Linked DNA regions of Homo sapiens: region 1 is linked to region 2. A link is a contact called in ENCODE Hi-C or POLR2A ChIA-PET data. All regions are on one chromosome and are shown on one strand. Each heading gives the region's core, a stretch centred on a gene start or an enhancer-like site at or near the end of the contact. The rest is flanking DNA. Distances are from core to core; before and after follow the strand shown. Region 1 holds the start of PMIS2 (PMIS2 transmembrane protein). Region 2 holds the start of GPR42 (G protein-coupled receptor 42).

What was found. Hi-C counts contacts between places; a loop is a spot of excess contacts on that map. ChIA-PET counts read pairs that join two places held with the same protein, here RNA polymerase II (POLR2A).
Region 1: a map of Ramos shows a loop between it and region 2 (2.1-fold over the local background). The contact joins the promoter of PMIS2 here to the promoter of GPR42 in region 2. A Hi-C loop is called at or near these places in 1 of 168 maps with a recorded cell type or tissue (Ramos). POLR2A ChIA-PET finds 5 or more read pairs at or near these places in 1 of 52 experiments (activated CD4-positive, alpha-beta T cell).

What each region holds. Positions count from the first base shown.
Region 1 is chr19:35,584,089-35,590,183 of GRCh38, forward strand. It overlaps PMIS2 (PMIS2 transmembrane protein), which reads left to right and starts at 2,085. Exons shown (of 2, transcript NM_001395412.1): 1 at 2,085-2,453; 2 at 2,888-3,208. The coding sequence starts at 2,172. The coding sequence ends at 3,058.
Region 2 is chr19:35,367,565-35,373,683 of GRCh38, forward strand. GPR42 (G protein-coupled receptor 42) reads left to right here and starts at 3,504. Exons shown (of 2, transcript NM_001348195.2): 1 at 3,504-3,554; 2 at 3,785-5,398. The coding sequence starts at 3,796. The coding sequence ends at 4,836.

The DNA of each region.
Region 1 (6,095 bases), core at 835-3,334, 220 kb after region 2:
GTTCTTCTCAGCTGTGGCACTGCTCTCCTTACTCTTTCGCCTCCAAGCTCTTGGAAGAAATGTCTACATTGTCTATACTACCCCTTTCTTGCTCACTGCCTGGATCCCTGCAATATGGCCACTGCTTCTGCTGATCCTCTGATACTGCCCTTACCAAAGGAGCTAATTCATTCCCGCCTTCAGAGCTGGAGTACATGTCTCAGGGCTTGACACACTTGTCCATGTACTTGTTTCTAAGCCTGTCTTAGTTTGTTTGTTCCACTATCCAAGGGACTTGCCAGCAACCAATACACATGCTTCATCTCACCCAACCTTCACTTCTGTCTTCCCCCACCTCGGCGCCCCATGTTCTGTTGTCCTGGAACATCCACTTGGTCCTTTGAAAGGCTCTGAATCAATTTCCTCCATGAAGAATATCCTGACTTCTGGATTGCATGTGTTGTCACTGTTCTTCTAACTACTTCTAGGTCCAGGACTGGTCTTAAATACCCAGGTTGTGTCTTGGACTAGCCATACTAAGGTCTACATTTGTGGACTGCACAGTGTCACCTCCCACCCACCCCCAACTTCCTGAAAAGTGGCTCCTCAAACCCTCTACTCCCCTAGAACCACCAGCTAAAGGAAGCATCAGCTAAAACCCCACAGTATTAGCATTCATTAAAAGCTCCTACCTGAATCAGCAATTACTATGGTATTTGAAAATGTTCTCTAATGGTGCATAACAAATTCCCCACAGGTATTAACTCACAGTTCTGTAGGTCAGAATGGCTGCTTCTCTGCTCAGAATCTACCAAAGCTAAAATTAAGGTGTCAGCTGGGCTGGGTTCTCATGTGGAGCTCAGGATCCTCTTCCAAATGAATGTGATTACAGCAGGATTCACATCCTTGCTGTTGCAGTACTAAGGACCCCGTTTCCTTGCTGGCTGTCAGCTGGGAGCCATTCTCAGCCAGAGGCTGCCTGGATTCCTCCCTACGTGGCCCTGGTGACATCTTCATGCCAGCAATGGAGACCTTTGCTTGCCTCCAATCCTCTCACACCTGAAACCTCTTTTGCCAGGAAGACTCAGTCCTTTTCAAGAACTCACCTCATTAGGTGAGGCCCCCAGAGGATATTCTTCCTAACTTAAAGTTAACTGATTTCAGACCCTACCTACGTCTGCAAGACGCCTTCCCAGCAGCATACAGACTAGTACTTGACTGAGTGACTGGAGAAGGAGTGTGTACACCAGGGAGCAGGAATCTTCGGGTCATCTCAGAGTTCTGCCTACCACATTGGGGATTTCCTGTTCCATCGTTCCATTAGGTTGTGTTCTACTTTAAGAAAGATCTTCCCCCTTTTCCCCTTCTTTCTCTATTCTTTCCTTTTTTCTTTCTGTCAGCATAAACCAAGGAATTCTTTTTTTTTTTTTTTTTTGTCATTTTTTCTTGAGATGGAGTCTCACTCTGTCACCCAGGCTGGAGTGTGCAGTGTGATCTCGAATCACTGCAACCTCCGCCTCCCGGGTTCAAACGATTCTCCTGCCTCATCCTCCCTAGTAGCTGGGATTACGGGCGCCTGCCACCACACCCGGTTAATTTTTGTATTTTTAGTAGAGACGGGGTTTCACCACGTTGGTCAGGCTAGTCTCGAACTCCTGATCGCAGGTAATCCGCCCGCTTTGGCCTCCCAAAGTGTTGGGATTACAGGCATGAGCCACTGCGCCCAGCCGGAATTCATTTTTAATTCAAGACTTTACAATCCACTTCTGACACTACTCATTTTCCTCCCCTCAGTAAATCTCTTACTCTTACTGGGCGTGTCTAGTTTCTCTCTTCCACAACTCCTGGGAGACCCTCCTGACATCGCCCATCCGCGCAGGCTGCAGAGAGAGATCAGTGGGAGGAGGAGGAGCCGAGAGCCACCACTTAGGCTTCCAACCAATCCCTACCAGGGTGGGCGGAGCCCACTTCCTGATTGGCTGCACTCTCTGTGTCTTGGGGTGGGCGAGAACGGCGGGGCCACGCCCCCTAACTAGGCAGCCAATCAGGACGTGGGGTGCTGGTTTCTCCATTGCGAAGCTTCAGCCTTTGATGGTTTGGGTCCTGGGAGTCTGGTTAGTACAAGGGGAAGCCTAGTGGGTCTGGCGCTCCGTTTTCAAGACACTCGGAGTCCGTCTTTGAGGGGAAAGGTCATGGCCCTGAAACCACCTTCTGCCACCCAGCCTGCTCCCAACGCGCCAGCTACCCCAGACGCCCCCCCTACCACAGGTGATCCAGGTGCTTCAGCTGCCCCAGGTTCTCCCACTACCACAGGTGGTCCAGGTGCCCCAGCTGAGGTGCCCCAGGAGCCGCAAGAGCCTACACAGACACCAGAGGAACTAGCATTTTACGCCCCAAACTACCTATGTTTGACCATCTTTGCTATACTTTTATTCCCTCCATTTGGATTGGCAGCTTTGTACTTCTCTTATGAGGTAAAATAATGCCCAAGTCATAGCCCCCGTCCTTTTTTTTTTTTTTTTTTCTTTTTGAGACCCAGTCTCACTCTGTCCCCCAGGCTGGAGTGCAGTGGTGCAATCTCGGCTCACTGCAATCTCTGCCTTCCCGGTTCCAGCAATTCTCCTGCCTCAGCCTCCTGAGTAGCTGGGATTACAGACATGAGCCACAGTGCCCGGCTCATTTTTGTATTTTTAGTAGAGACGGGGTTTCACCATGCTGGCCAGGCTGGTCTCGAGCTTCTGACCTTGTGATCCACCCGCCTTGGCCTCCCAAAGTGCTGGCATTACAGGCGTGAGCCACTGCACCCAGCCTACCCTGTCCTCCATTTGGCCCCTGCATCTGCTCCTATCCTGGGACCTGCATAGGGGCTTTCCCTCAGTGACTGCAGGTCTCCAACCGTTCTCCCCAGGGTTCCTGGACACAGAAACCCACATCTATGCTTCCACCCCTACAGACTATGAAGGCCAACCAGAACAGTGAATGGGAAGAGGCTTACATCAACTCAGGCCGAACTGGTTGGTTCGGTGCATTCGTGGTAATGATTGGCTTAGGCATCATTTATGGCTTGGTCCTATATTAATGAAGTCTAGGCATAGCAACCCAGGGGTCCGCTCCCCAACCGAGCCACTCACCAAACACTAACCAGCCAAGTCAGCCATCAGGCAAGAAATTCAACCGCTGAGACATCTAGCCAAGAAATCCTCTAACCAAGGAACTCAACATTCAAGAAACCCACCAACCCAGGAACACACAGACCACCTGCCTGTGCTACTTCAACTCACTCAGCTCCAGAGCTGTCTTCGTTCACCCTAGGGGTCCACACTTCATGCCCTAGATCCCTTTAGCTCCTTGACACTGGGCTGTTCTTTCAGAGGAATTTTAAACCAAAAAACTGGAATGGAATGTTCTGGTTTCCTGTGGTGTGTGTGTATGTGTGTGTGTCAACATGCCCATGATTGTTTTCTGGGTCAGTGGTCAGTATCTGTGTTTCCCTGGAGCTGTTTCCTAGACTGTGAAAATCAGAATGTCCCAATGGGGAAGCCCACAGACATAGAATTCAGGCAGATGTCAGTTAAAAACTTACCTCTGACACTGAAAAACTGTATAGCCCTGAACAGATACTTTTCTTGAGCATAGTTCCTTTGTCTCTAAAGCAGGCATAATTGCCAATGTGGGGATGATATTTAGAAATCTGAACTGATGTTTATTCTCTAGGGGTCTTCTCATTTGAGCTGGGATTGGAGATGTCTAGTGTCTCAGAGCAGCAATAAGAAAACAGAAACCTCTTCCAGCTTCTGACATCCAAATGTCAAGCTCTTAGGAGAAGAATGGAAAGTCCTCAAGAAATGCAAATAGCTTTGGCAGAATAGCTGATGAAGACCACCTCTCCCCCCTCCAGAAAGGCATTGGTTCCCCATTCATGGAAAAGGGAATGTAGAGAGAGATTAGACAATAGTACATCCATAAGGTTCCTGGAATCTGCATCTGAGGAAGAGGGGCGTCAGAGACCCCAGCTGTTATCTATAATCCCTCCTCACAGATAAGGCCTAGAGAGGCTCCAAGTTCTCAAAGAAGATATGCTACATGGTGTAGACATTTACAAAGAAATGACCTCAGACAGCCAAGGAGGATACCCCATGGCCCAGCCTAGTGAGAAGAAGGTGGGTTCCATAGGAATCCCAAGTGCCAGGTGGAGACAGAACTGTAGAGGAAAACTAGGGATAAGCAGGGAGCCATCGTGCATGAATCAAAACAGAGATCTAGACTGACACCATGGGCCACAGACACCCCGGGGCTGCCTCTGATGCCCAAGCTTCATGGACAACCCCAAGTTCAGAACCAGATGAATATTTAGCACAATATTTAGCAGAACTAAGTTTCCACCACCATGGAGAATGGGGATTCTCAGTAGAAAGTCAATGGAGCTGCTGGGCAAGAGACTGCTCACTGTCCCCCAGAGCCCATCGCCTCTTTGTTCTGGGAACATTGCCTGGCCACGTCTCAGAGGTTCCCCTCTGCAGCCATGAAATGTGCTTTGGTCCTGTGGAATGTGAGCAGAACTGACATGTACCACAAACAAACCTGGCTTTTCAATGTCTCCTGGGACACTCCTCTAAACTCCTCCTCCCCCGGCCAACGGGGCAAGGGATACCCATGTGATGATTTAGAAGGCCACATGTTGTAGACGTGGCAAAGCCCCCATTAGCCTGGGTCCCTGAACCATTCTAGGAACAGCCTCCCTTCCCCCAACTGCCTCATGTGGTCAAGCAGAAAATAGACTACCATGTTGACAAATGACATGCTTGGCCTGTTTCCACAGCCCAATCCACCCAAACCAGTGCAGATGCAGGAGAATAGAGTTCTATTTCTTGCACATCTGGGATTACAGCTTCAAGTTCATACCCAACAGAGACATCCATCTTGTTGGGTGGTCTATAGGAAATAATAATAGAAGGAAACAACAAAGGCCCTAGTCCACCTTAATTGTAATTGTTGTGATGCTGAGTTTGTCTCCTCTGTGGGCTTGGGTGTCTGGGCAGATCTCATGTGTTTGTGGGACAATGCTCTGGGTTATGGGGATGCCTGCAGATAGGATGATGCCTAATTGTCTGTCATGTTAGCAGATCTAGAGGGTTAGCCATCCCTGTCCCTCTCCAGATCCAGCCCAGGCTGGGCCTGTCACATTCAGCTGCAAAGCCATGTCAGGTTAGGATGGTCCATGTCAACATCAGCAGGCAGACCCAAGTGTCACCTTCTGCTACAGGCCTTGGAAAGCCAGCCAGCCTCCTCCACTTCAGCTCCCAGACTTCATCCAACCTGAATTTCACTCTCGGGTATCCAACTGGTATTTAGCACCAGGTAAACACAAAACGAGGCCAGGCACAGTGGCTCGTGCCTGTAATTTCAATGCTTTGGGAGGCTGAGAGAGGAGGATGGCTTGAGCCCAGGACTTTGAGACCAGCCTAGGCAGCAAGTCGATAGATAACTCTTTTCTACAAAATTTTTCAAAATTAGCCAGGCGTGGTGGCACACGCCTGTAGTCTCAGTTACTCAGGAGGGTGAGGTGAGAGGATCACTTTAGCCCAGGATTTTGAGGCTGCAGTAAGTCATAGTGATACTACTGCACTTCAGCCTGGGGGACACAGCTAGACTTTGTCTCCAAAATAAATAAATGTAAAAAATAAGGCCGGGTGCAGTGGCTCACACCTGTAATCCTAGCACTTTGGGAGACTGAGGTGGGAGGATCACCTGAGGCCAGGAGTTCGAGACCAGCCTGGCCAACATAGTGAAACCCTGTCTCTATAAAAATACAAAAATTAGCCACTGTGGTGGTGCGTGCCTGTAATCCCAGCTACTCGGGAGGCTGAGGCAGGATAATCTCTTGAACCCGGGGGTGGAGGTTGCAGTGAGCAGAGATTGCACCACTTCACTCCAGCCTGGGCGAAGGAGTGAGACTCAACCTCAAAAAAAAAAAAATCTTATCTGACTTTGATTGCATTACAATCAATTTAGTTATCAGTTTTGGGAGATTTAGCATCTTTATGATAAGCCTTCCTATTCATAAATATGATATATCAAATAGGACTTGTACATCTTTAGCTTTATTTTATGTATTA
Region 2 (6,119 bases), core at 2,254-4,753:
CAAGACTACAAAGTAATTAACTAACAACACGAAGATAAATCACAACAGGGACAAAACCTCACATATTAACCTTGAATGTAAATGGCCTATACACTCCACTTAAAAGACATAGTGTGGAAAATTGGATAAAAATATGAGACCCAACCTTCTGCTGTCTTAAAGAGACCCATCTCACATATAATGATACCCAAACCCTCAAAGGGTTGGAGAAAGATCTCTCATGCAAATGGAAAACAAAGGGTTGCTATTGTTGTATGAGATAAAACAGACTTTAAACCAACAACAGTAAAAAAGCACAAATAAGGGCACTTCCTAATGATAAAGGGTTCGATTAAACAAGAAGATTTAACATCCTATATATATAAACACCCAACGCTGGAGTACCTAGATTTATAAAACAATTACTACGATACCTAAGAAAAGAGATGGACAGCCACACAATAATAGTGGGGTTCTTCAACAGCCCATTGACAGCATTAGACAGATCATTGAGGCAGAAAACTAACAAAGAAATTCTGGACTTAAATTGGACACATGATCAAATGGACCTAATAGACATCTACAGAATACTCTACCCAACAACCACAAAATATACGTTCTTCTCATCTGCACACAGAAGATACTCTAAGATTGACCCAATGCTTAGTCATGAAGCAAATCTCCATAAATTTAAAGAAATGAAAATTATACCAACCTTCTTCTCAGACCACAGTGGAATAAAAATAGAATTCTCAAAATCACACAAATACATGGAAACTAAACAACTATTTCCTGAATGACTTTGGGGTAAGTCATTAAGGAAGAAGTCAAAAAATTAAGGCAGAAGTCAAAAACTTCTTTGAAACAACTGAAAATAGAGGCACAACATACCAAAACCTCTGGGATACAGCAAAAGCAGTTTTAAGAGGAAATTTTATATCACTAAATGCCTACATCAAGAAGTTAGAAAGATCTCAAATTAATAACCTAACATTACACCTGAAGGAACTAGAAAAACAAGAGCAAACTAAATCCAAAGCTAGCAGAAGAAAAGAAATAACTAAAATCAGAGTAGAGCTAAACGAAATTGTGACAAATAAGCCATTCAAAGGATCAATGAAATGAAAAATTGGTTCTTTGAAAGAATAAACAAGATTTATAGGCTGCAAGCTAGATTAACAAAGGAAAAAAAAAAACCTCCAAAAAAGCACAATCAGAAATAACACAGACAAGATTACAACTAATTCCACAGAAATACAAAAGATCCTCAGAGACTGCGATGAACATCTATATTCACATGAATCAGAAAATCTAGAGGAAACAAATAAATTTCTGGAAACATACAACCAAGATTGAACCAGAAAGAAATTGAAACTCTGAGCAGACCAATAATGAGTTACAAAATTGAATCAGTAATAAAATATCTACCACCTTTAAAAAGCCCTTGACCAGATGGATTCACAGCCAAACTCTACCAGACCTGCAAAGAAGAGATGGTACCAATCCTACTGAAACTTTACCAGAAAATTGAGGAGGAGAGATTCCCTACTCATTCTACAAAAACAGTCTGATTCTGATATCGTAATCTGGCAGGACACAGTGAAAAAAGAAAACTGTAGGCCAATAGCCCGATGAACATAGATCCAAAAATCCTCAATAAAATACTAGCAAACCAAATCCAGCAGCATGACAAAATCATAATTCAGCATGATCAAGTGGGCTTTATTCCTGGGATGCAAAGATGTTTCAATATATGCAAATCAATAAATGTGACTCACCACATAAAATTAAAAACAAAAATTATATGATCATCTCAATAGATGCAGAAAAAAACATATAATAAAATCCAACATCCCTTCATGATAAAAACCCTCAAAAAACTAAACATCGAAGGAACACACCTCAAAATAATAAGAGCCATCCAGGACAAACTCACAGCCAACATCATACTGAATGGGCAAACGTTGGAAGCATTCCCCCTAAGAAATGGAAAAAGACAGGGATGCCTACTCCCACTACTCCTATTCAACATAGTAGTGGAAGTCCTAGCCAGAGCAATCAGGCAAGAAAAAGGAATAAAAGGCATCCAAATAGAAAGGGGAAGTCAAATTATCTCTGTTCACTGATGATATGATTCTATACCTAGAAAACCCTACAGATTCCTCCAAAATACTCCTAGACCTGATAAATGACTGGCAGTTTCAGGATGCAAAATCAGTGTATAAAAATCAGTAGCATTACTATATACCAACAATTGTCAAGCTGTGAGCCAAATAAAGAACAGAATCCCAATTACAATAGCCACACACAAAAATAAAATACCTAGGAATACATCTAACCAAGGAAGTGAAAGTGAAAGATCTCTACAAGGAGAACTAAAAAACACAAATAAATGAAAAACATTCCATGTTCATGGATTAGAAGAATCAATATCATTAAAATGTCCATACTGCTCAAAGCAATCTACAGATTCCACCCAATTCCTACCAAATTATCAATGTCATTTTTCATAAAATGGAATCATTCTACCAAAAAGACACCTGCATGTGTATGTTTGTCACAGCACTATTCACAATGGCAAAGTGATGGAATCAACTTAGGTGCCCATCAATGGTGGACTAGATAAAGAAAAAATGGTACATACACATCACGAAATACTATGCAGCTATAAAAAAGAATGAAATCATGTCCTTTGCTGCAACATAAATGCAGCTGGAGGCCTAAGTGAATGATCCTAAGTGAATTAACACAGAAACAGAAAATCAAATGCTGTATGTTCTCACTTTTAAGTGGGAGGTAAACAATGGGTACACGCAAACATTAAAGATGGAAACCATAGACAGTGGGGACTCCAAAGTGGGGGAGGGAGGGCGGAGGACAAGGGTGGGAAAACTGCCTATTGGGTACTATGTTCACAATTTTGGTAATGGGTTCAATAGAAGCCCAAACCTCAGTATTATGCAATATACCCATGTAACAAACCTGCACATGTGCTCCCGAATCTAAAATAAATATTTTCAAAAAGCAATTGACCTATATTATTAACATTTTAATCTACCTGTATATATGTTTTAATCTGCATGTGTTCATGCTTTGAAATATGGTACAGGTACTATGACAATCCCTGTTCTGTAGGGGAGGAAGAAGAGACACATCTCTTCCCCCACATCACAAAGTCAGGAAGGAACAGACCTCACGGAGTCCAGTCTGTCACTGGCTCATGCTTTGTGCCCTTAAAAGGCAAACTGGATAAGTGCCATTCTAGAGAATCAGACAAAATTCAAGTGGAAGAGAGGGGAGGGGAAGAAGACGTCAGCTGGGGCCTGTTTGGAGCATCCCAGCTGAGGCTGCGCAAGGAGGGAGGCACGCAGTTGTGGAATTTGTTCCCCTTTTTGCATACTGACCAGCCCTGGCAACGGAGCTCAAGGCATCTTTGTGCCACTGCTCAACAGTGAGTGATGTCATGGGCACGGCCAGGTCTTTATCAGTTCTGCCGGATAAATAGCCAACTGCACTAGGTCTGGAGAGACAGCAAGGTGCTGTGCGGCAGAGCATTTGGGGTCTCAAAGAAGCAGGTGAGCCTGGGCCCGAGGGGCTGGGTGGAGGAGCACCTTGGTGCTTCTCTGCTGGGGAAGGGACAGGGGACAGGGCATGCTCAGGAAGACAGGCAGGCTGACCCCGCCTGGAAGGCACCCAGAGACAAGAGGGGTGGGCGTAGTGACCTCGTGCCCTTTTAGGGGAGATGCTGCTGGCCAGAGGCCGTTAGGGCCCCCACTACCAACTCCATGTTACTCTCTCTCACCAGTGGCCACCACCATGGATACAGGCCCCGACCAGTCCTACTTCTCCGGCAATCACTGGTTCGTCTTCTCGGTGTACCTTCTCACTTTCCTGGTGGGGCTCCCCCTCAACCTGCTGGCCCTGGTGGTCTTCGTGGGCAAGCTGCGGTGCCGCCCGGTGGCCGTGGACGTGCTCCTGCTCAACCTGACCGCCTCGGACCTGCTCCTGCTGCTGTTCCTGCCTTTCCGCATGGTGGAGGCAGCCAATGGCATGCACTGGCCCCTGCCCTTCATCCTCTGCCCACTCTCTGGATTCATCTTCTTCACCACCATCTATCTCACCGCCCTCTTCCTGGCAGCTGTGAGCATTGAACGCTTCCTGAGTGTGGCCCACCCACTGTGGTACAAGACCCGGCCGAGGCTGGGGCAGGCAGGTCTGGTGAGTGTGGCCTGCTGGCTGTTGGCCTCTGCTCACTGCAGCGTGGTCTACGTCATAGAATTCTCAGGGGACATCTCCCACAGCCAGGGCACCAATGGGACCTGCTACCTGGAGTTCTGGAAGGACCAGCTAGCCATCCTCCTGCCCGTGCGGCTGGAGATGGCTGTGGTCCTCTTTGTGGTCCCGCTGATCATCACCAGCTACTGCTACAGCCGCCTGGTGTGGATCCTCGGCAGAGGGGGCAGCCACCGCCGGCAGAGGAGGGTGGCGGGGCTGGTGGCGGCCACGCTGCTCAACTTCCTTGTCTGCTTTGGGCCCTACAACGTGTCCCATGTCGTGGGCTATATCTGCGGTGAAAGCCCGGTGTGGAGGATCTACGTGACGCTTCTCAGCACCCTGAACTCCTGTGTCGACCCCTTTGTCTACTACTTCTCCTCCTCCGGGTTCCAAGCCGACTTTCATGAGCTGCTGAGGAGGTTGTGTGGGCTCTGGGGCCAGTGGCAGCAGGAGAGCAGCATGGAGCTGAAGGAGCAGAAGGGAGGGGAGGAGCAGAGAGCGGACCGACCAGCTGAAAGAAAGACCAGTGAACACTCACAGGGCTGTGGAACTGGTGGCCAGGTGGCCTGTGCTGAAAACTAGGTCCTCCGGGGGAGGAGGGTGTAGCTGGCGTGTCATCCTCAGGGCGCTTCCTCGCTCACGCCAGGAGGGACTTGGAGTGGCGAGCTGGGGCCCGATGGGGCTTGGGGGCAGAGTAGACATCTAGCCTCCCTAAGGGTATGCGCGCTAAAGCCCAGCTCTCGATCTCACCTCCATCCCCATCCACCCACACACTATGGATTGGGCTCTGGGAAGGGGTCAGGGTGAGAGGCTGCTCTGGAGAACAATGAGGTCCTCATAGCAGCAGGCAGCTCCTGTGTTTTCTTGAGGGTGGCAGAGGAGCTAAGAGCAGTGCCCAGGTCTGAGGGGGCTGCCCAGTGAGTGGCAGGGGCAGGAGAGGGGAGAACCCCATCCTCAGAGCTGCTCCCAGCCAGCGAGTCAGGAGCGGGGGAGACAGGGCTCCAGGGATGAGGCCGCATTCTGCTCCCACAGTGCCTTTTCCAGAAAGTTCCCATTGCTCAATAAATGTGGATCATCAGAGACATTTATGAACAATGACAGAAGAAAAATTACCCAAATAAATGTGGAAGCAAGCAAAAGAGAACAGTGTTTCCTTCTTCTCCTGTTTTGTTCTGGTGGTGTGCTTGGGCCGGGTGGGACTGGTGGATGGAAGGAGAAAACACCAGACTCTGGAGGAAAAGGGCCAAACACCAGGATGCCTGGATGCTGGGAGAGGATCTGGCTTGCAGGGATGAAAATAACAGCTGCCCTGTCTAAAGGACTTGGCCTGACACATCATCTCCTTCTATCTCTCAATAGCCCTGTGAGAGGTACCAGCATTATCCCCAGTTTCAGATGAAGGAGTGGCCCAGAGAGGTGACATCTCCTACCCGAGATCCCATAGCTGGTGGGCGATTGAAGTGGGACCAGAAGCTGGTGTCAGTTGACTCTGACACCCATGCCCCTAAGCCACTCTGCTGTTCTCCATCTGTGTGTCACCTGTGGTCACCTGGCCCAGTCAGATGAGGCTGTCTGAGCAGGACAAATGCAAACAGGCTGTGATAAGGAACAGAAGTAAATGCAAAGCACAGTGAGTATCTGTGTGAGTGCATCCTCTCCCCAGTAAAGAAGACTTCTTGAAAAGTATAGATTACGATACTTGGAGTCAATGATTGGGCAGGTGACTCACAGTGGGCACCCGATGCTCCTCGATCTTAGCTAATGCAGGATCTCTTCAACTTTTTACATCCTTGTCCCCTTCAGAAGCCTCTTTGGATATACATCTTTCCTACACAGCACATTCCTCTGCCTGCTTATGCAATTTC